Linked DNA regions of Homo sapiens: region 1 is linked to region 2. Evidence: chromatin loops called from intact Hi-C (ENCODE). Cell type or tissue: GM12878. All regions are shown on one strand. Each heading gives the region's core, and the rest is flanking DNA. Links, peaks and the distances in the headings are about the cores only. Region 1 has its middle 100 kb from the start of LINC02367. Region 2 overlaps LOC105369649 (a long non-coding RNA gene).

Region 1 (10,053 bases), core at 855-8,854, 140 kb before region 2:
TTAAAATTGAAACATTTTTAAAAATTGTAGTGGACAAATTATTGAGTAAAGTGCAAGCTAGGCATAAATTTCTAAGATAAAAGAGATCCCAAGATTGTGTAGAATAGAGAGGCCCTGAGCAATTCATCCAGACACCAGAGATTGCCAGCTCACTCTCATTTACCCATCCTGACATCCAACCCTACCCATTTCAGAGGCTAAGCCATTTGTCTGAGGTCACATAGAGAATGACTGGGAGAATCAGTAGAATTCCAACTCAGGGCTCTTCCTACAGCCCATGTTCCCTACATTGTTCTTGAATCTTCCCAAAGTCCTGAGAAAGAAAAGAGGTAGGGAGTGGGAGTTGTGGCTATGGAGAAAGAGGAGTTGATATTTCCAATGTATATCAGAAGCAAACTTGAACTCACCTTTCACAGCCTTCCTTAGCACCAACAGCCAAACACAAATACCTGTGTTTTATATAGAATGCACTTCTGCCAACTCCCACTCTTGCTGTTTACACAAATTTGTTTCTTAATTATTGAAAACCTCCTGTGTGCCAGGTGATTCTCTAAGCCCTGGGGATGCTGCACTGAATTAAGCTGATGTCCCTGGCTTCATGCAACTTACATTCTAGCCAAGGAGAGGAAGCAAGCCCTCAACAAGGGCGTACATGTCAGGGAAGCACCATGGAGAAGATAAAGCAAGGGGAGGGGCTGAGCAGTGTGGGAGGGGCTGAGCAGTGTATGAGGGTGAGGTGACAGAGATGTCCTCTCCAATAAGGAGGCATTTCACCAGAGACCCATGTTAAACTAAAGGATGCAAGGTGGTCAGAATTTACCTTAAACAGAGTTGATTTAAGCACAAACGTTGAGGACAGGCCTGTGTGGGAAGCCCAGATTCCACAGAATGGAAGTCTGTATTCCAAAGTGAAGTTTGGGATCCTTTATACAGAGGAAGCTTGGGAAAGCCTAGCAGAATTTCAACATCTTTCTATGTAAGGTTTAATGCATCATTTAAATGATCTAATTAGTCCAGGTGGTCTTTTTCTTTGTGGAAAGGTAGATTAAACATTCCTCACTGAAGATTTAACAGTCTAGGCATCTCGGGTGTCATCTGGTCTTAGCAAGGTACACGACAATAAAGGAGTCAGTTAAACTATAACAAAGATCTGGGTTCCATAGTGGGCAAGGCCTGGTTTCTGGTCTCTCCTACTCATTCACAGAAGAAGAACAATGGGAAAGAGAGTTCTCCTTTAATCTAAGAAGCAGAATTGGAAACCGGTGGTGCAACTCAGTCTTGGGTCTTAATATCCTTCTGGGTGTAATAAACTTGGAGGGTGCTGAAACAGTATTTTCTTTGACACCTTGAAGGAAGGGAGAAAGGGAGCTCTATGGCTCTCTAAGGGAAGAGTCCTTGGCATGTTCAAGGATCAAGAAGCCAGTATGATGATCATGGAGGGAGCAGAAGGAAGAGCAGAAGATGAGATGAGAGAAGAGTAGTGGGGCCAGAATCCTCTTGGGTCTTCTATGCACAGTCAAGATTGAGGGTTTTACTTTGAGTGGGATGGGAGCTCACTGAAGCACAGTTTTTAACTTCTCTAAGCAGGAAGAGAGGGGTGAACAGTGCTTGTGATAGGGTGTGAGGATAGTCAGTCCATTCTAGGAGCAAGCAGAAATGGGTTATAAATTATTTGTTCCTGTTTTCCATGTAACAATTTCCTTCCTTTGATGTGGAGACAAAACAGAAAGAATGTTTGCTTTGGTAGATCATCTTCAGAGTCCCTCTGTGCTTAAGGAGGTGTATGCACATTGGAATGTCCTGACATGAGTGTCCAGGGTGCTGTTGTTGCCTTTTTTGTTGCAAACTCTTGTCCTTGAGGTGTTTGCCTTCTGATTTGAACCTAATCAGGGTATTGAATACTGTGGCTGCTAAGAGATCATATTTTGCATAAGCTGCTTTTGAGAGAATGGTGAATGATTGACTCCTCAGAGAAAATGCCTAGCAGACCTCTGCAGATGGAGAATTCCTTATTTCCCGTATGTGTCATTCCCAGTTCTTTGTCTAGAGAGTCAAGTATTGAACTAAACGATATTTCAGGGTCTTCTCTCTCCTCCAAGTCAGTGGTGAAATGGAAAAGCAGGGGCTCCAGAACCAGCCTGATCAGTTTCCATACCAGCTCTATGAGTCAGGACCCTGCAGACTTGGGCACGTGACTTCATCTCTAGGCCTTTCTTCATCCGTGTCATGAGGGTAACAGCGCTGATCTTGAACACCATTGTCATTATTGAATAAAAATGCACAAAATGTGCTGAGCTTTGCTGGGCACATAGATGTCCCACAAGACAATTTCATTGCCTTGATTCGGGTGTCTAGGTGCGGGCGGGGGATGATATGGAGGGTGGCAGGTAGGGAGCGTCCTTATAGCTGTAGTCAGGGAAAACTGAAATAGTCAGTTGCTTCTCCGAGAGCAGCCGTGCCACCTCTGAAGCACCAGTAACTGGCAGGGCTGTCTGTCCCCTTTGGGCTGCAACCTGGCTTCAATTCCAACCCTGACATTGTGTGCTTCTGAAGCCTTCTCCTCTTGTTTTGACACCTGAAGTCCCCCTGTATATCCTAGACTTCTCAGTCTACCAGAGCATTCACCTTACTTTCTTCATCCCACCCTGCCTTTGATAATGATGCCTAAGTCCCCGAGACAGGAGGAAGTCTTCCCCAGAAAGGTACTATAGCAGCACTTATACCCATGTTTAATGTCCCAGAAACCTTGTGTTCAAGTAATGCTTTCTCAAGGGTCTTATGTCTTTTCTGTTAGAGCTTCAGCCCCGTTCTTGTGTTCTGTTCTAAGTGAATGAAACGAACATGACGCTGTAGACATTGATGGGTTTGAAGGCCTAAAACGAACAAGTTTTGTTGAACCAAGATTCTTTCTCGTCTTTGTCCTTTTCATGCTAAGGAATTTCCTGTCTCCATTTCTTCTGTTCCCACCCTACTCTACACCCTCATGATTCCCTAACAGGACCACTTTAACAGCCTCCCAACACCCTCTTCCTCTTCTCTATACGATTCTGCTCTTAGCAGCCAGATTCTCTTTAGAACACGCATGCTGGAACATGCCACTCCTTGCTTTAAACCCCTCAGCAGCTCCCTACTGCTCTTAGGGTCTCAGTCTGCTCCCATATTCTCACTCACCCAACTCAGAATGTCCTGACCTCTGAGGCCTCTCACCCTTAGCCTACACCACTTCCTGCCCCTCTGGGAACTGCAGTCACACTGGTACTTTCTATGACACAAAGAGACCCCCACACACACCATGTGGAAGTCTTCTGCCCTTGCCCTGTGTGTTCCTAGGCTGGCTCTCAACTTCGGGTCTGAGCTGGAGCATCACCTTCTCAGAGAAGCATCCCCTGATGGGCCTAAGGGCTCCTCCCCAGTCATTTGGTCTCAGAACTCCCCTCAACTTCCTCCCTTTTACTTAATTTGCATTTAACTGCTGATTTGTCTTTCCCCCACCAGAATGCTAACTTCTCAAGGGTGGTAATCTGTTTTTCTTGTCCTCCCCTGGATCCCCAGCCCCTAGCAGTGCCTGGTAATAGTAAGTCCTCAATATATAGTTGCTGAATGAATTTATGATTACTTTTTGTAACAGTGAAAGATTGCAAAGAATCTAATTATTCAGAAATAGGGTATTTACCAAAACAATTATGATAGAATTAGTCAGATGTGGTGGCTCACACCTATAGTCCCAATGACTCAGGAGGCTGAGGTAGGAGGATCACCTGAGCCCAGAAGGTTGAGGCTGCAGTGAGATATGATCACACCATTATACTTTAGCCTGGGCGACTGGTTGAGGCCCTGTTTTTTTTTAAAAAAAGTTATGGTAGAATCATGTGATTGCCTGTTATGCTGTATAGAGGAATATATTATGGAATGAAAAAAATTACTAGTCCTATTTTGTGAAAAAAAAATCTATCAACATTTGGTTGTTTTTTGTTGTTTGTTTGTTTGTTTGTTTGGTTGCTGTTTTAAAAAAAGACTGCAAGGACAGCTACCAAATATTAGCAGTGTTATCTCTGGGATGAGTGATTTTTCTTCTTTTCCTTAAAATAAATTGTGTATTAAGTATTTCCTACAGTGAAACAAGTATTGCTTTTATAGTGCAAACATGATTCTAAGCAGAGCTGTGCAATGCTGACCTGGCATGGGGTGGGAAGAAGGGGGTTAGGGAGGCGGTGCTTAGGGTCCAGAGTCTGAGTTGGCCTCATTCTGGTTTCAGCTCTGGAAGGAGTGAAGAATGAGTCCCCGGAGCCCATCCAGTCCCTCATGGATGACATACTGAGGGCTCAGGAAGATGCCCCCTTGCAACCTGCCTCAGCTTCCAGGCTGAGTCACCTAAGCAGCTTCTTTCAGAAAGCCTCTTGTGCCACAGGCACACTCAGGAAGAAGTACATCTTCAATTGAACAAGAAATAATATGAATAAAAAATGTAAAGAATAAAAAATGCACTGCCACACTGGTGGGGCAGGAGGGTGAAAGTCGTGCCCCTCACAATAGGTAATGTCTATAAAAGGACAACCGAGGCCAGCACCAAAGTTCACCTGCAGAAGGCGGGTCTGTCTCAACACCAGCTGCCAGTCACTGTGAACCTTTAGAATTGGGGCTGTAGCTTCTTCCAGTTGTTTGCCCAGATGTCAGTGAGACCACTCCATGGCAGACAGGGGGAGCTGTGTGTCAGGGAAGTCCCAGCCACTAGGACAAGCCGCACTCCAGGCAGACGTTTCTGCTCTTGTGCAAAGAACAGCGCAATCCATTCAAGTTCACAGGGGCAGGTGGCACTTGAAAATGTCAGGGTCAACTTGCAGGGCAGAAGTTAGCAGGGAAGTCTTCCTGGGGGAGTGGGAGAGCCCAGCAGAGTTTAGGAGGAGAGAAGGGCGACATCGGGGCAATCCTCTGAGTCTCTCTTTCCTCCTCAGGAACTGTTCAGGAAGACCCTGCAATCTCTCTGCAGGCTCATGGGAGCTCCCAGAACTGAAGCAACATACAGATCCAGGCCACTCTAAGCTCTGCCTGCATTTTCACAGGGCACATTCTTGTGTATATGTGTGTGTGTGTGTTTGGTGCGTGTGTGTCTGTGTGTGTGTTCTCTTCTTAATAAAACCAGCAATCACTGGACTAAGTAGGGCCCACTTTTATCCACTGAGCTCCCCTTACCTTGGTAACATCTGCAAAGACCCTATTTTCAAACAAGGTCGCATTCCGGGTTCTGAGTGGACATGAACTTTTTCAACCCAGTACATCTGGGAACAGAGCAGTCAAGGGTAGAAGAGATCAACCTGAGGATGAGGTTTGGATGCAGAGTTTTGAGAGAAGGGTGATCAGAGCTAGGGTCTAAGCAACATTGGTCTGCTCCCTTGGAGGAGAATTTTCCCTTTTTCCTTCTGCCCTTTAGCCAGTGCTGCGGCCACCTCCTCTCTCATAGCTGGCATTTAAAAGCCAAATGGATGCCACAACCTTCTAATGCATCTAGATATGCAGCAAAAATATTCAAAAAATTCCAGCAAGGTCAAAATAATCTCAGGCCTAGATTTGCCACCAGTGCCCTCTTCTGGGCAGCTTTATTTTATAGTAGTGTCACAAAACACTTGTTTGTCAATATATGTATTTGTGCACTAAGTGTCACCAGAAAATATATTTATGTCTGTTGGTTACAGCCTAAACAGTTTAAGAAACCATGTTTAGATGTTTTCCCAGTCAGGAAAGGCCAAACTAAAAAGGGGTGTGTGTGTGTGTGTGTGTGTGTGTGTGTGTGTGAAAAAGAGAGATGGGGGCCCCCATTCCACTAAGAAGAAGGCCAAACTAAAAAGGGCTGTGTGTGTGTGTGTGTGTGTGTGTGTGTGAAAAAGAGAGATGGGGGCCCCCATTCCACTAAGAAGATGACAGAGGCCGTGCAGGTTTTTTCTCTGTGATATCCCCTCCTCCTACAAATCATGCCCAGAGGAGGGATCTTGAGGACCTGCCCCTGCCTCCCCAGACCCATCTCCACACCCAGGCCATCCTGGGCAGAGGACAGCAGAGCTCACATCTCTGTGGAGAGCAGACTGGGCTCACTGCAGGCCTCTGTGTCATTGTTCATCTTCACTTCATAAGTCTCATTCTGAGACCTCTCCTGACACACCATGGCTATCTGGCTCTCCTGGGAAAAGCACTTACAACATTCAAGATAGAGAAAATCATCAGCAGCTGCCAACCCTCCTCCCCTTCCCTCAGCAAGTAAGGCATCACGCATGCACATATGCACACATGCACAAACACATGAACTTGTGTATATACACACACACAGGCACACACACACATGAACATGCATGCAATTTCTGTGGCCTCATTTTCTTGTGATGGCTGATGAAGGCATGACGCCATGGAAGTGTTAAGATTAGGGAGAGGGTTCCATGTGGGAGGATGTCTGGTGTGGATCCAAGGAGATCTGAGTCCTGACTCCAATTCACTTACCCTCTGGCCCAAGTCACTTAGCCCACCCCATGCCTCAGTTTCTCTTTCTATGAAATAGGAGTGACATATGCCCTGCCTGACTCAGAGGCCTGTTGTGAGTTACAAATAAAGCAACAGATAAGACGGCGCTTTGAGACTGGGAAAAGTCAGCTTTGACCTAACGGTCCTGGGCTGTGCCATAAAGGGCAGGGTGGGCCTGTGAGGAGGCCCACCTGTGAGGGCCTGCCCTCCCACCCCTACCTGCAACAGCTGAGCCTTTGGGCATTAGTTTGGCACAGCTGAGATGTCTGTGGTATCCTGTTTTGATGGTGCCCTTGATTCTGACACCAGCTCCCTGCAGTAAAGGCACAGAAAGGAAACCTCACCTAGGAGGGTTTGCTCTCCCAAGCAGAGGGCAGTGAGCCGGAGTCCCTACTGAGCCTGAATCCTTCCTGAACTCCTGACCTGCCTTTTACCAGAACATGTCTTTCCCTATGGGGACACAGTCCTCTGCTCACTGGGTCCTGTCTTCTTCAGCTCTGAGCCATGAGCTCTTCCTTTTCCTGTTTGTGCTCAGCTCAGTGCCTCTCTCCATCTTTATTCCCAGACCCCAGAAGGCATTAAGGGAAGATCCCAGTCCATCTTCTTGGAGCTGAGAGCTGGATCAGTGCCCCTGGCTTTGAGGCAGGGTAGGGGCAGTTCTCTCTCAGGGAGGCCTGCAGATCGCCACCTGCCCCACGGTGGGAAGGAAAGATGACAGGTGGGAGCTCCAGGTGGATTGGGAGGGGAGGGAGATGGAGTGGGCTTTGGCAAGGCATGGGGGGATAAGCTTGAGATGCAGAGTGGCAGCAGGCAGGCAACAGCATTTCTGGAGACCACCAGGCACAGGACGTGCTGGCCTGTCCTCAGGACAAGCAATGCCAGGGCCTGAGCTGCCCTTACCCTTCAAGACGAGGCCCGAGAACTGGAATGTGGGCTATGCTTTTCTTCACCAAACTGAAGCTTGGCACCCTGAGTGTTGTTTGTACCAACTGCAGTAGGCAGACAGGGAACCAACGCTTCCTGAGCACTGACTGTGTGCTGTGCACTGTACTGTGTGCTTTCTGTTTGTTTGTTTCATGGAGAGATGTATCTCTGGGGAGAGGGAAATCCCCTGAGAATCCCCCCTCTCTCCAAAGCCCCCGCCACCCCAGGTTCTCTAAAAATCCCTCTCCCCTTATGTCACAGAGAATAAAGCTTCACGGGAAAATGCCCTTAGAAAGGGGGATTTAATTCACTCTGAGATGCTAAAGATGGCCACGGAGACCTCCTTAAGCAGAGGCTTTCAGGAGACCAACAGAGAAGAAGGCAGTGCAGGGACCCAGCGTGTCCTCAGCCTTGGCTAAATAAACCTGTAATTGATTGAAACATGTCGCAGTCACTTTTTGGTTAACAAGGTCAACGGAGGCACAAGCACCAAAGTCCACCTGAAGAAGTTGGGTCTATCTACGAACCACTTGTGAGTCACTGTGAATATTTAGAACTGGGGGCTAAAGCTTATTCCAGTTGTCTGTCTGGATGTCAGTGAGGCCACTCCATAGTAGATTCTCCCACCTTTGGTTTAATGGGATGGACAACTTTGGATTAGGACTAAGGAGGTAGATTTGATCTTGGAAGATACCTTAGGCTTCTTGTCTCTTATCTCCCTAGGAAACTGTTGGCTGTCAGTATCTATACTAGGGGTAAGCCCAAGTGACAGAACAGTTCTGGAAGCATCTCCTTGAGTTTTCAGGAAAGGTTTCACTGACACAAGAAGAGAGTAGGGTGGCAGAGCAGCATCGGGTTTGGTTTTCAATTCCCTTTTCTATCTCCACACGTGTTGGGTGAAATTCACAGGGTTGCCACACTCCCGTGGGTATATTTGGATTACGGATGAGAGCATAAGAAGGTGGGCTGTGGGATACATACAGTGGAGTGCTGCTGACTACAGCCCCCGTCATGTAAGAAAGCACGTCAGATTGCCATAGAACAAGTTATGCTATTGTTGGAATAACTGAAGTTCATTCTAATTTAGTTTTTAAAATCATTCTGAAACTTTCTCCCCGCTACCGCATAGTAGTTGAAGGGTACTCCGTTTTCCCGTTTTCTGTCCTAACCAAGAAACAGAGAGTGCCTCAACTGTCCTGTGACCCCATCAGCTACACAATTTGCCCTGCAGGCTGGAACCCAAGGTTTCGCTTCGAACATTCCCAGACACCTACAAAGGTGTTTAGGTTGTTGCCCCAAACACTGAGAGGAACTGGCCAGGCCCTGAGCCAAATGCCTTAATCTCTCATCAACTCCATTCCCTGATCCTCGTGCTGCAGACCTCGCTAGGTAGAGCACCTCTTTCCCTAACTGCCTATCTGGAGGAAATGGTGAAACCCAGTTTCTACCTAAGTTCTCGTAATAAATTTGAACTGATCACCCTGGCATCTAGTGCTTCTTTCTTTGGGATTCCAACTGGTCCCATCTTGGGATGGCTTGCGGTACTCCCTTGTGGGAACTCCCCTGATGCCAGCAGTGGCACCCCAGATGCCACTGCTAGGGTGACTCCAGCTGTGAATTCACTGGAAAAGAACACAGGTATTCCTGACTAGTTCTTTATGCTCCTTCAAAGGTCAGAGCTCAATATCGTTGCACCTGATTTCTCATCCACAAAATGGTATTTATAACACCTCTGTGGAACTGTCCTCCAATACTCTTCTTCCTTTTTAAAAAACCATGCATTTGGCTGCCTGGAATGGAGAATATGTTTTCCACCCTCCCTTGCAGCTAGGTGTGGCCACGTAGCTAAGTTCTGACCAAGCAGTGGAAGGCAGAGTCCCATATGGCACTTTCAAGAAGTATTCTTAAAGAGCAAGGGCACATGCATTTCTATCCTGTCTGTCTTCTTCGTGACTAGAATGAAACACGATGCCTGGGGCTAAAGAGTGATCTTAAACCATCAGCAGGAAGTGATATATTAAAAGGCAGAAGAGCCAAAAGATAGAAAGAACCTAGATCACTTATGCTAGCAGAGGTATTCATCATTTTGCACAGTTTACCTTCAGACTTTGTTCATAAGGGGGCAAGGGAGTGTGAGTTTTCTATCACAGGCAAACCCAATCCTGAGGGATTGACTTAATCTATCAACGTTGCTGTGAGGATTTAAGGAGATAATATAAAATCCTTAGCAGTTTTTCTGGCATGAAGTCAGAGGGCAACTTTTTTTTTTTCTCAAAAGTAATGAAATATTAAGGCTATTGAAACTTGGTTCTGAGAACACTGAAAGATATGGAAAGACCATAGAACCTGTTTCCACATTGGCCAGAATGGACTGACATTACATCTTTAAAGTTGGTCATAATCAGAATGTTTTTCACTGCTTCTAAATTGTATGCACTATTGGATAAAACTGGAACAGTACATGGCCAGGTGCGGTGGCTCATGCCTGTAATCCCAGCACTCTGGGAGGCCGAGGCGGGCGGATCACGAGGTCAGGAGATCGAGACCATCCTGGCTAACACGGTGAAACCCCGTTTCTACTAAAAATACAAAAAAAAATGAGCCGGGTGTGGTGGCGGGTGC
Region 2 (10,053 bases), core at 1,461-9,460:
GATACGCCCTGGTCTCCTGTAAGTACCCTCAGGCTTATTAGGGTGGGGAAAAACCCTGCCCTGGTAAATTTGAGGTCAGACTGGTTCTCTGCTCTCGAACCCTGTTTTCTGTTGTTTAAGATGTTTATCAAGACAATATGTGCACCACTGAACATAGACCCTTATCAGTAATTCTGCTTTTGCCCTTTGCCTTGTGATCTTTGTTGGACCCTTATCAGTAGTTCTGTTTTTTGCCCTTTGAAGCACGTGATCTTTGTACCTACTCCCTGTTCTTGCAGCCCCTCCCCTTCTGAAATCCTTAATAAAACTTGCTGACTTTGAGGCTCAGGTGGGCATCATGGTCCTACCGATACGTGATGTCACCCCCAGCAGCCCAGCTGTAAAATTCCTCTCTTTTTACTCTTTCTCTCTCTCTTTATTTCTCAGCCAGCTGACACTTATGAAAATAGAAAGAACTTACATTGAAATACTGTGGGGGGGGTCCCCCGTTAAGGACCCTAGCCCAGATGCTCAGCTGAAATCAGACCTCAGTCCCTGAAGAAAGAGGTGGCCTCTGGGAGCAGGAGGAGCTGCTGGAGTCCCACCCTGCCTGCTCCTTCACCTCCTGTCAGGAAGCCTGCCATGAACAAGGCAAAGCCTGCACCAAGTATGAGAAAAAGGGGCAGTTCCCAGACACACGGGGTCAAGCCTGTCCCCTGGGAAGCCTTTCAGAGAGGCCCAGGAGCTGGGGTCGCATGCTCTGCTCTCCATCTCCGTGACAACTCCTATGTTCAGGATCTGGAGGAGCACGGGGCTTGGGGACAGGGGCCTCACCAATTGCTGCTTCTCTTCAGCCTCCTGCTGCAGGGCTGAGGCGAGAGGTTGCAGCAGATGCTATGATGTCAGGTATCTCCTTGCTGGACTGATTCTCACAGTCCCAGGACAAGGGCAAGAAGGCTCTGGAGGTGGCTCTAACTGCAGCACTGTAACTGGAAGGTTCTCATCCCATGCTGACACTAACTCAACAGCTAGCACTGGAAATGCTCCTACTTCTGGATATGGATCAGAGCTGGGAAAAGAGATAGGATTACCATCATCGATCACTTTGCACTGGTCTTTCCAAACACCAAAGTGAACTCACTGAATTTAGGGGAATTCCAGCCCCAAAATCCCACACCTCAGAAAATCTTCCAGACTGCAGCCACCTCACTATCTGCCTCTACCTCTCCCTCTATCTGATGGGCTCCAGAGGCTTCATCCAGGCAAGAAAAATGTGCAGATGCTGCGGCAGCTTTGATCCAGGCCACTTGACCTACATGTAGGTCACCTTAGGCTTGAAGGATGGAAAGCTTGGGGGCTGAGAGAAATCTACAGAGTATTGATCTGGCCAAGTGGCCAAAATGAAAGAGAAGGTGCTGGGGGCAGGAAGTGGGCATCAGAGTCAGAGGCCTGGTCTTTCCTCCAGCACGGCTCATCCACAGCACCTGTGTGCTGCTGCCTGTCTAGAGGACAGCCCCATCCCAGTCCAAGCCCTTTGTGCTGTCCTGGCAGGGACAGACCTGGTCATAGAGCAGGACTTTACAGACAATTGTGGATCTCAGCTACCCACTGACATTCTCCTCCTGTAGGCCCAGGGCACACAGCTTCGTGTACCTGGGCACCAGGACTGTGGCTCCAGGCAGGCGTGTGAGCAGGTGGCTCGTCACTGCTTCAGGTCTGGGCCCCCTGGTGCTGGGGTTGGGAAAGGTGGATGTGGGAAGGAGGAGGACAAGCAGAGCTGGGAAGTGACTGTGCTGGGCATGGGTCTTTTGGGGGCCGGCTCTGACTCCAACTCCCCTCTCCTTTGACAAGGACGTGAGGCCCCATCTTCAGCTCACCTTGACTTCTTTCCTCTTGCAGAAGCCCCAGACCTCAGCCATCTTGGAGGAATTATGAGGTGTATGAGATCCAGAGTTCCGTCAGTCTCTCCCCAGCCACAGGCCGTATAATCCCCTCATCCTTTTGGGGTCCCAGGAAGTCCTTCTTCTGGACCCAGAGTCCACCCACTTTAGAGTTGGTCCTGGGATCTGTCATCCTGCTCAGAATCTGGGAGGAAGTGTTTATACCTAGAGGAGGCCAGGAGGGCATTGCATCTCCCACTCTGTGGGCGTGCCTTGCTTTCGATGTCTCCAGTGAGGATCTGACTCCCTGGATAGAATGGAGTTGAGGCCCAGGGGTTGGCATCTGCTTTGTTTGTTAAAATATGCTAGTCATCTATAAAAGTGCCTGCACAAAGTAAATGCTTAACATATGTGTGTTTAGTGAATGAACACCAACCAGAACCTTCCTAGATAACTGAGCGTGCCTGGGGCCTCTCTTCTAGCACGCAGGGACTTGTATTCATAGACTGTATAAAGAGCATTATCCCAGCAAATCCTCAAAAACACACCCTCATTTTAGAAATGAGCAAACACAGGCTTTTGGATGTAAGAAGGCAGCTCCAAAACTGCTCACGGGAACTACTGTGTGACTTTCCCTCTCAACTCCCCGAGGCTTGGTCTGCGCTGACACGGAGGAAAAGGACCTGGGGAGGCCTTGTTTCCTCCTCTGTTTTAGAGACAGTGACACAGCAAAAAACTAGAAGAACCCTTTGGACTTAAAGCCAATAACTGCTTCTTTGTTTAACATAAAGGCAGTCTTGAGAAACAGCTACCGCAATTGCAGACCCGGCAAAGGGCCCAATGCCAGGAGACTCATTGGGTGGGAGAAAGAGCCCATCACAGTGCCACGGATCTGAGCGATGACTCAGGGAGGAGAAAATCCAAGTGGGGACTATACAGCCGAAAGGTGACACACACATATCAGCAGGGAAGCTGGAAATGAAAGGATCAATGGAATTTTATTTGTCACGCAGACACCGGATTGACAAAATATTAGAAGACTTGACACCCAGGGGTGGCTGGATGCTGGGAAGCAGCTACATTCAGGACTGCTGGTGGCAATGTATCCACAACAGCCCTTTTGGAAAGTCATCTGACTAAGCCATGAAAATGTCATGTATGCATATTCCTCACCAAGTAACTCCTTTCCTGGGAGTCTGTCTTCTGCAAGGCATTAGTATATGTTACAGGATGAATTTTGTCTACTCTTCAAAGTTCATGTTCATGTCTAACACCAGTGCCTCAGAATGGAACTGTATTTGGACATGTGGTCCATAAAGAGGTGACACAGATTACGTTCATTAGGGCGGGCCCTAATGCAATATGACTAAAGTCCTTATAAGAGAGGCAGTAAGGACACAGTGAAGCACCAGGGAAGGCCCTGTGACCCAGAGAGAGCTGGAGACCATCAACTAGCCATGCAGAGAGGCCTCAGAGAAACCAATGCAGCCCACAGCTCCATGTCCAATTTCAAGCCTTCAGAATTGTGAGAAACTGCATTTCTGTTGTTAAAGCCCTTCAGTCTGTGGCACTGTATCATGGAAGTGCTAACAAACTGTCATGGCCTATTCTGAAAAGCATCAGATACCGCTACAAGATAGCTGATGTCGAAATAGAATTTTATCATGTGAGGCTCCGGCAGCATTGAGAGGCCTCCCTTATTGAAAGTTATGAAGACATATGAGGACACAGCTCCTCTCCGATGGTGCTATGGGGGTGAGGTCTCTGAGGTGACATATTGCAGACAGATGCATAGAGCAGCTGAAGGCTCTTTTTGTGTGACACCCCCACCCTTTGTAAAAAAGAACCTCCCCAGTAAGACTGACAGCTTGTAAGGTTTGGAGGCAGTCTGGCAGGACAGTGGAGCTGTCTGCTACAGGAGACACCTGGGGTAGGTTGTTAAAACAATAAAAACAGCAGCAACATGCAAAGATAATCATAGCGTTGTGTAAAGTGAAAACAACACAAAAGCACTTCCTCTGATCTTCCTAAAAGTAGATGAGCAGGGACTTTCCACCTAAACAAGTTGCCACTGGGTACTAATGGAGGCCAGATTCCTTTGGGAGGGGACTGTGGGTCACTCAAGTGGGAAAGCCGAAGGACAGAGCCCAGGGAGTCCCCATTTGTGCGTCTGAGTCATGGGCCACCCTGGACTTCTTGAGTCTCTGTCTGTGGAGACCCCTCTGTGCCTGCTCTCACCCTAGCCCAGCACTGGCCGTGGTTGATGGCATGTTGCACCTGCCCTTCGTTCAAGGAGATGGTGTTGTTGAACCCATCTCCTGCATGGAGCTCTGCAAAGAGAGTGCCTGGCATCAATGGCCTGCCTGGCTCTTTGAGGTTTATTTTATAAAGCTAGTAATCCCAATCATGAGAATTCCACCCTCAGGACCTCATTACCTCCCACCTCCTAATATCATTACATTGGGGGTTAGGATTTTGCCATATGAATTTTGGAGGGGGGAGATATTCAGTCTATTGCAACTGTTATGCTTTTATTATCCCCAAAGCTGCCATTTTTCTGCTGTTCACTCTCTTCTGTTTTTCCTCCCCCAATCTCTCAGTCTCTTGTTTCTCTCTCTCTCTCTCTCTCTCTCTCTCTGTCTCTCTCAGTCTCCATTGCATTCCTTAAACTGGGGAAGCGAGTTCTGCTGTTATGAGGTGCTCTATGTACAGGCTTACATGGCAGAGGCCAAGGGAGTGCCCAGGCCAAGAGACGGGGAGGAATTTACGCCCTCAGTCCACACTGAGTCCTGCCAATACCCACATGAGTGAGCTTGGAAGTTAATCCTTCCCCAGTCCAGTTTCAGTTGAGACCACAGTCCCAGCCTCAGGAGAGGCAGTGAGGCAGAGGCATCCAGCTAAGCTGTGCCCAGATTCTGCTGGACACAAATTGTCAGATATTAAGTATTTGTTGCTTAAAGTTGCGAAGTTTGGAGGCACAATGTTGTCAAAGACAAGCAGATCTCTACCCTCATTTCCCCCGACTCCTCCCTCCCTCTGCTCCTCTCCCCCCAGCCTCCCTGCAGCCACACTGTCCCCTTTCTAACCTCCTCTGCCAAACTCAGGTCCACCTGTGAGGCTGTGCCCCAGGGTGGCTTCTTTCTGACACCGCTGTCCCTGACTTGGGCAGCGTTGGTCCCCCATTGTCATTCTGGCCATGGCATAAATGTCACCTCAGTGAGGCATTTGGATTCTCCCCACACAGTGACTCCCCGGCCCTCCCTCCCGTCATCCTACCGTATTTTTATCACAGCACCTGCTCTTTTCTTTCATGTGGACTTGCTTTAGTGGTTCTGTGCAGGTCTCCTAAGACTGGGCTCCTGGGGTGGAGAGGGACTCCTTTGCCATTTTCAGCACCAATGCTGAGCCCACCAGGCCACCTGGCACAAGGTGAGTGCTCAGGGCAGAGTCGCTGAGTGAATAAGTCAGCACGGGGAGAAAGTGATTAAACCCCTTCCTGCTTCCGTTGTCCTCATAATGTGGGGATCATTGATACTAACAGGAGGTGCCTTTCTCAGGAGGCTATCCCGGAGCTCCACCTGCTCCAGCAAAGCTCCGTGGGCACCAGGGACATGGGAGGCTGCTGCCCCCTGGTGACCAGTACTAGCACTGCAGCCCCAGGCAGGAGCATCACAGAGAACAGGCACATGCATTTGGACTTTATTAAAACTAAGAACTTCATCAAAAGATGCCTTCAACAAAATAAAAAGGCAAGAACAGAGTGTGAAGAAACATTTACCATTTTTGTGACAAGAGCCTGACATGTAGGATGTGGGACTAACTCCCATCAATTAAGAAGAAAGGCGACACACTGGGGAGAATGGGTAAACAATCCGGACATTTCCCAAAGAGTGGCCAGACAGCCAACAGGTGTAGAGAAAGGTGCTGCACATTCTCCGTCATCAGGGAGATGCAGATTAAAACCACAATGTGATACCACTATGCAATGGATAACATTTTATTTGAAAAACAACATCGAGTGTTGCTGAGGGGGCTGAGCGACTGGGACTCTCATATGCCGCTGTGTGTGTAAACTGCTACAAACACCCTCAAAAGCCCTTTGATAATATTTTCTAAAGACGGACATATACATTCTATGGCCCCACAATTTGACTCAGGTATAGATCCGTTAGAAATGCCTGCATCTGTTCACCACGCAAAAGAACGTCCACAAATGGCCAGAACTATGACAGTTAAGGGAGGTAAATTCTCAATAGCGGAGCTGTGAGTTAATTTAGTTTCTCCTTAGACTATTTTTCTCTTTTCTACAATACATCATTATTTAGCACTTTTCCAAACTGGAAACAACTCGCATGTACATCAATAATAAAAAGAATACATGAAATATATATATACAAAAGTCCTAAAATATGATATTGCATATATAGACGCATATAATAAAAGCTATACAGAACTGAAAGTGAACTATAGCTGCCTTTAGAAATACACGTGAGACTTTCAAATATAATAAATTATCCTGACAGAGTTTATTCTGTACCATTTCATTTAATAAAATTTTAAACTAATATTAAAATTAAAATATTAAAATTCTCACTTCAGAAGTGAGAATATTTGTTATCACTGGAGACTCTTCTCCAGCGCAGTGGCCTGAGATGACAACATGAGGGAACTCCTAGAGGGCTGACGATGTTCTGTTTCTTATGGGTACTGGTTACTGGGTGCACTTGCTTTGGACAATTCATTGAGCCACGCACTTATTATTTCCATATTTTTAGGCATACGAAATGCTATGCTATGCTATGCTTCAACACACAAATTCACAGAATCAACCTAAATGCCCATAAATGGAAGACTGGATAAAGAAAATGTGGTGCAAATACACCATGAAATACTATGCAGCCATAGAAAAAGAATGAGATCATGTGCTTTGCAGGAACGTGGGTGGAGCTGGAGGCCATTATCCTTAGCAAACTAAGACAGGAACAGAAAACCAAATCCTGCATGTTCTCATAAGTGGGAGCTAAATGATGAGAACACATGGACATGAAGAGGGGATCAACAGACAATGAGGCCTAGCAAAGGGTGGAGGGTGGGAGGAGGGAAAGGAGCAGAAAAAATAACTATTTGGTCCTAGGCTTAGTACCTGGGTAATGAAATAGTCTGTACATCAAACCCCTGTGACATGAGTTTACCTATAAAATAAACCTGCACATCCACCCCTGAGCCTACAATAAAAGTTTTTTTAAAAAAACAAATTCAAGCAATTGGATCTGGACTTTCATTTTTCTGGTTAATCCCAAGGCCAGCAGGCATAGGGGTTGGTTCAAGACTCTGGCATCGTAGCATCTAGATTCCTGTCCTGGGTATCACCACTTCCTATCTCAGAGATCTTGGCCACGGTACTAACTCTCCAAGCTCCAGTTTCATTATCTGTAAAAGGAGTTAATTATGCTTCCCATTTCATAGTTATTCAGAGGATTAAATCCTCACAAGAAATACTAGCTCTTGCGGGACTTCATGTTGTTTTTTGTTCTATGAACTATGGAGAAGACAGATGATGACCTGTGGTAAAGGAAGGAGAAGCATGAGGTTCAACCCAAAGATGTTGTCAAGGTGAAATGTAGACAGGGCCTCTTGGCTTGAACCGATAAATACAATCTATAGTTGTAAATTTTGAGGCCATCCATTAATAAATCCTCCATTCCTCCCACCTTTGTCTATAATTTTGTTAATAACGCTCGATGACATCATCAATCAGAAGATAGCCCAGGGCAGGGTCTCCCCTGAAATTCTCCCTCCAGGTGACAGTGATCCATTAAGCAGCCTGCTATGTGGCAAGAAGGAAAACGGGTTTGGATGTGTGTTGCTGCCACAGCAGCAGCTAAGAGCCCCAGGGACTTGGCTGCTGGCAGCATCCTCTACCAGAGTTTTCCTTCGACAGTGAGAAGACTCCCGGAGTCCTTAGGAGCCAGGATCTGGCTGTCGGGAGACAGCATTCATTCATGCATTCATTCAGTCGTTCTTCATTCATTTGAAAAAACATATTGAAGTCTTCTACAGGCTAGATGTGCTATGTCCTTATAATAAAGGTCAATAGGACACAATGCCTGCCCTCAAGGAGCTTGCCTGTCTAATAGAGAGTAATATCACAGCCAGAAGGACTCTATGAAAGAATCCAGCCAGGTCATGCCACTCTTCTGCTCAATACTCTGCGATGGCTCCCATGCTCCTCAGAGTAAAGTTCAAGGTCCTTCCCACAGCCCCATAGGACCTGGCCACCCCATAGTTCTTGTCCACCCCCCGTCCTCTCCCCTGCAGCCGCACCGCCCTCATTTTCAAACACAGCAGCCAAGTGCGCGCCTGCCTCCAGAACCTTGCACTGTACTTGTCTTTTTTTGTCTAGATGCTCTTCCCCCAAACACCTACCCTCCCTTCCTTGCAAGCCTTTCCTCGGAAGACACCTTCTCAGGGAGGCTTTGTCAAGCCCCACCCCATCTAAAATTTCAACACTCCCCAGCACTTCATATCCTCTTCCTGATTTATTTCTTCTTCTCAGGACATCTTCCTCTCTAATATTCTCTACCCTACTTACTAATCTTGTTTAATTGCCATCTCTCCCACCAGCATGTAGGCCTCTGAGAGCAGTGGGGAGCTGTGGATTATTTTGATGTGGTTTTGTTTGTTGTACCTAGAACACTTAGATTAGTGACTAATACAGTATATAGAAACTGGGAAAAGGAAGGAAGGGAAGGGAAGGGGAGGGAAGGGAAGGGAAGAGGAGGGGAGGGCATGTTCTCCTTACAACTCGATCCGACTCCCCTAGAAGAGGGGGCAGGGAAGGAGGGCAAAGCTAGGAGAGTTGAAGAATATTAAGAAGAGAATAAGGTAGCCAGAGTTAGCAAATAAAAATATAAAATGCCTAGTTAATTCTGAATTCCAGATAAAGAACAAATAATTTTTTAGCATAAGTATGTCCCAAACTAAGAATGGCACAAGACATATTTATGCTAAAGAAATTACGTATTCTCTAATAATAAATTATTTTCTCCAATGCACATTGATTTTGCATACTGTATTTTATCTGGCAACCCTAAAATAGAAGGACTACCCCCGTACTGCTTCACTCCAGCTGGACTCTTATCCTCTGTGACTACTCTCCTACCTTAGGAAAGATCCAAGTGGCCCCTTTCCTCCTCATCGCCATCCCTTGCCCTGCACATCTCGTTTTCCTGTGTCGCAGCAAGTCCAGCGCCTCCAAGACTTGGCTCTTCTCTCCCTCCTCAAACCCTTAAAAGAAAGGGCCAAGTCTGAACTCTTTGCCTTTGAGTCGTGGAGACACCAAAGATATTTAGGTTATAAGTCAAAGGGGAGAGGGAAGTCACATAGGTCCCACGGGCCTCAGACCTGCCACGTGTCCTCTCCCTAAGTCTCAAAGCTTAAGAAGACAAACCTTATGCGGCAGGAAGTGTTGGTTATAGCTGTTTTGCCACTCCTTCTGGTTATGTTATTTCTGTTCTTCTGATACTACAGCCCCCCTAGGTCATGAATTTCTCTGTCCATGCTAAGTTTAATATCTCTGCTCAAACCTTGTTAAACTGCCTCCAGAATAGGAAACTCTTCTTCCTGGCCTCATAAAGCTTGGAGCCCTCTCCAATGTATGTTACAAAATTTCTCTCTAGGCTTCTCAGAGGATTATAGGCTCCGCCTTAAAAAAGGCAAACTCTGGACACTCTGTGGAGTAGAATGGCCAAAGTTTAGAGTCAGGTGCACCCCCGCCCCCAGAAGGGTCACTGAACCTCGCAATTGTTCAGACTGTGTGGCGGGTTGTTGCTGGAACTCCCGGTCACCCCGATCAGTTTCCCTACATTGATCAATGGCTGAGTTTGGTCCGGAGCCCTCCTCCACGGCTCCGCTCATGCGCCATTCATAATTCTACCTCCAAGGTCCTTTTGAGCCAGACCTCACTTTCGCCTCGACCCTCAGCCGGCTCGGCTCCTCCTGTATTGCCTCCTTGTGAGGAAGAGGAAAGTTTCCTTCACCCAGTTCCACCGCCTTATAACCCTCCTGCTCCCTCAGAATGTTCTCTTGTCTCCTGCACTACCTCCCCTGTGGGCTCTCCACCTATTGCCTCCTGATCGCGGCCACGGCAGGAGGAGGTAGCCCCCCTCCTCCCGCTGAGGAGGCACAAGTCCCT

Evidence for each region. A loop is a pair of places that touch in the nucleus more often than their neighbours do. Peaks named below come from ENCODE experiments on the same cell type or tissue, not always from the same donor. Only the 100,000 strongest peaks of a DNase experiment are listed, where the experiment ranks them.
Region 1: it touches region 2 in a loop (10-fold over the local background); 30 of 110 quality-filtered maps call a loop at or near these places.

What each region holds. Positions count from the first base shown.
Region 1 is chr12:9,463,842-9,473,894 of GRCh38, reverse strand. It overlaps the pseudogene OVOS1P. Among named protein-coding and RNA genes, the nearest start is that of LINC02367, 100 kb to the right of the region's middle. RefSeq lists a silencer at 4,589-4,638. In GM12878, for the core only: a CTCF peak has its summit at 4,693; no DNase peak of the experiment used is centred there.
Region 2 is chr12:9,326,762-9,336,814 of GRCh38, reverse strand. It overlaps LOC105369649 (a long non-coding RNA gene), which reads left to right. Exons shown (of 3, transcript XR_007063205.1): 3 at 1,879-1,963. Among named protein-coding and RNA genes, the nearest start is that of LINC02367, 36 kb to the left of the region's middle. In GM12878, for the core only: a CTCF peak has its summit at 5,487 (motif pointing left); a DNase peak (open chromatin) is centred at 5,324; H3K27ac peaks cover 1,358 bases.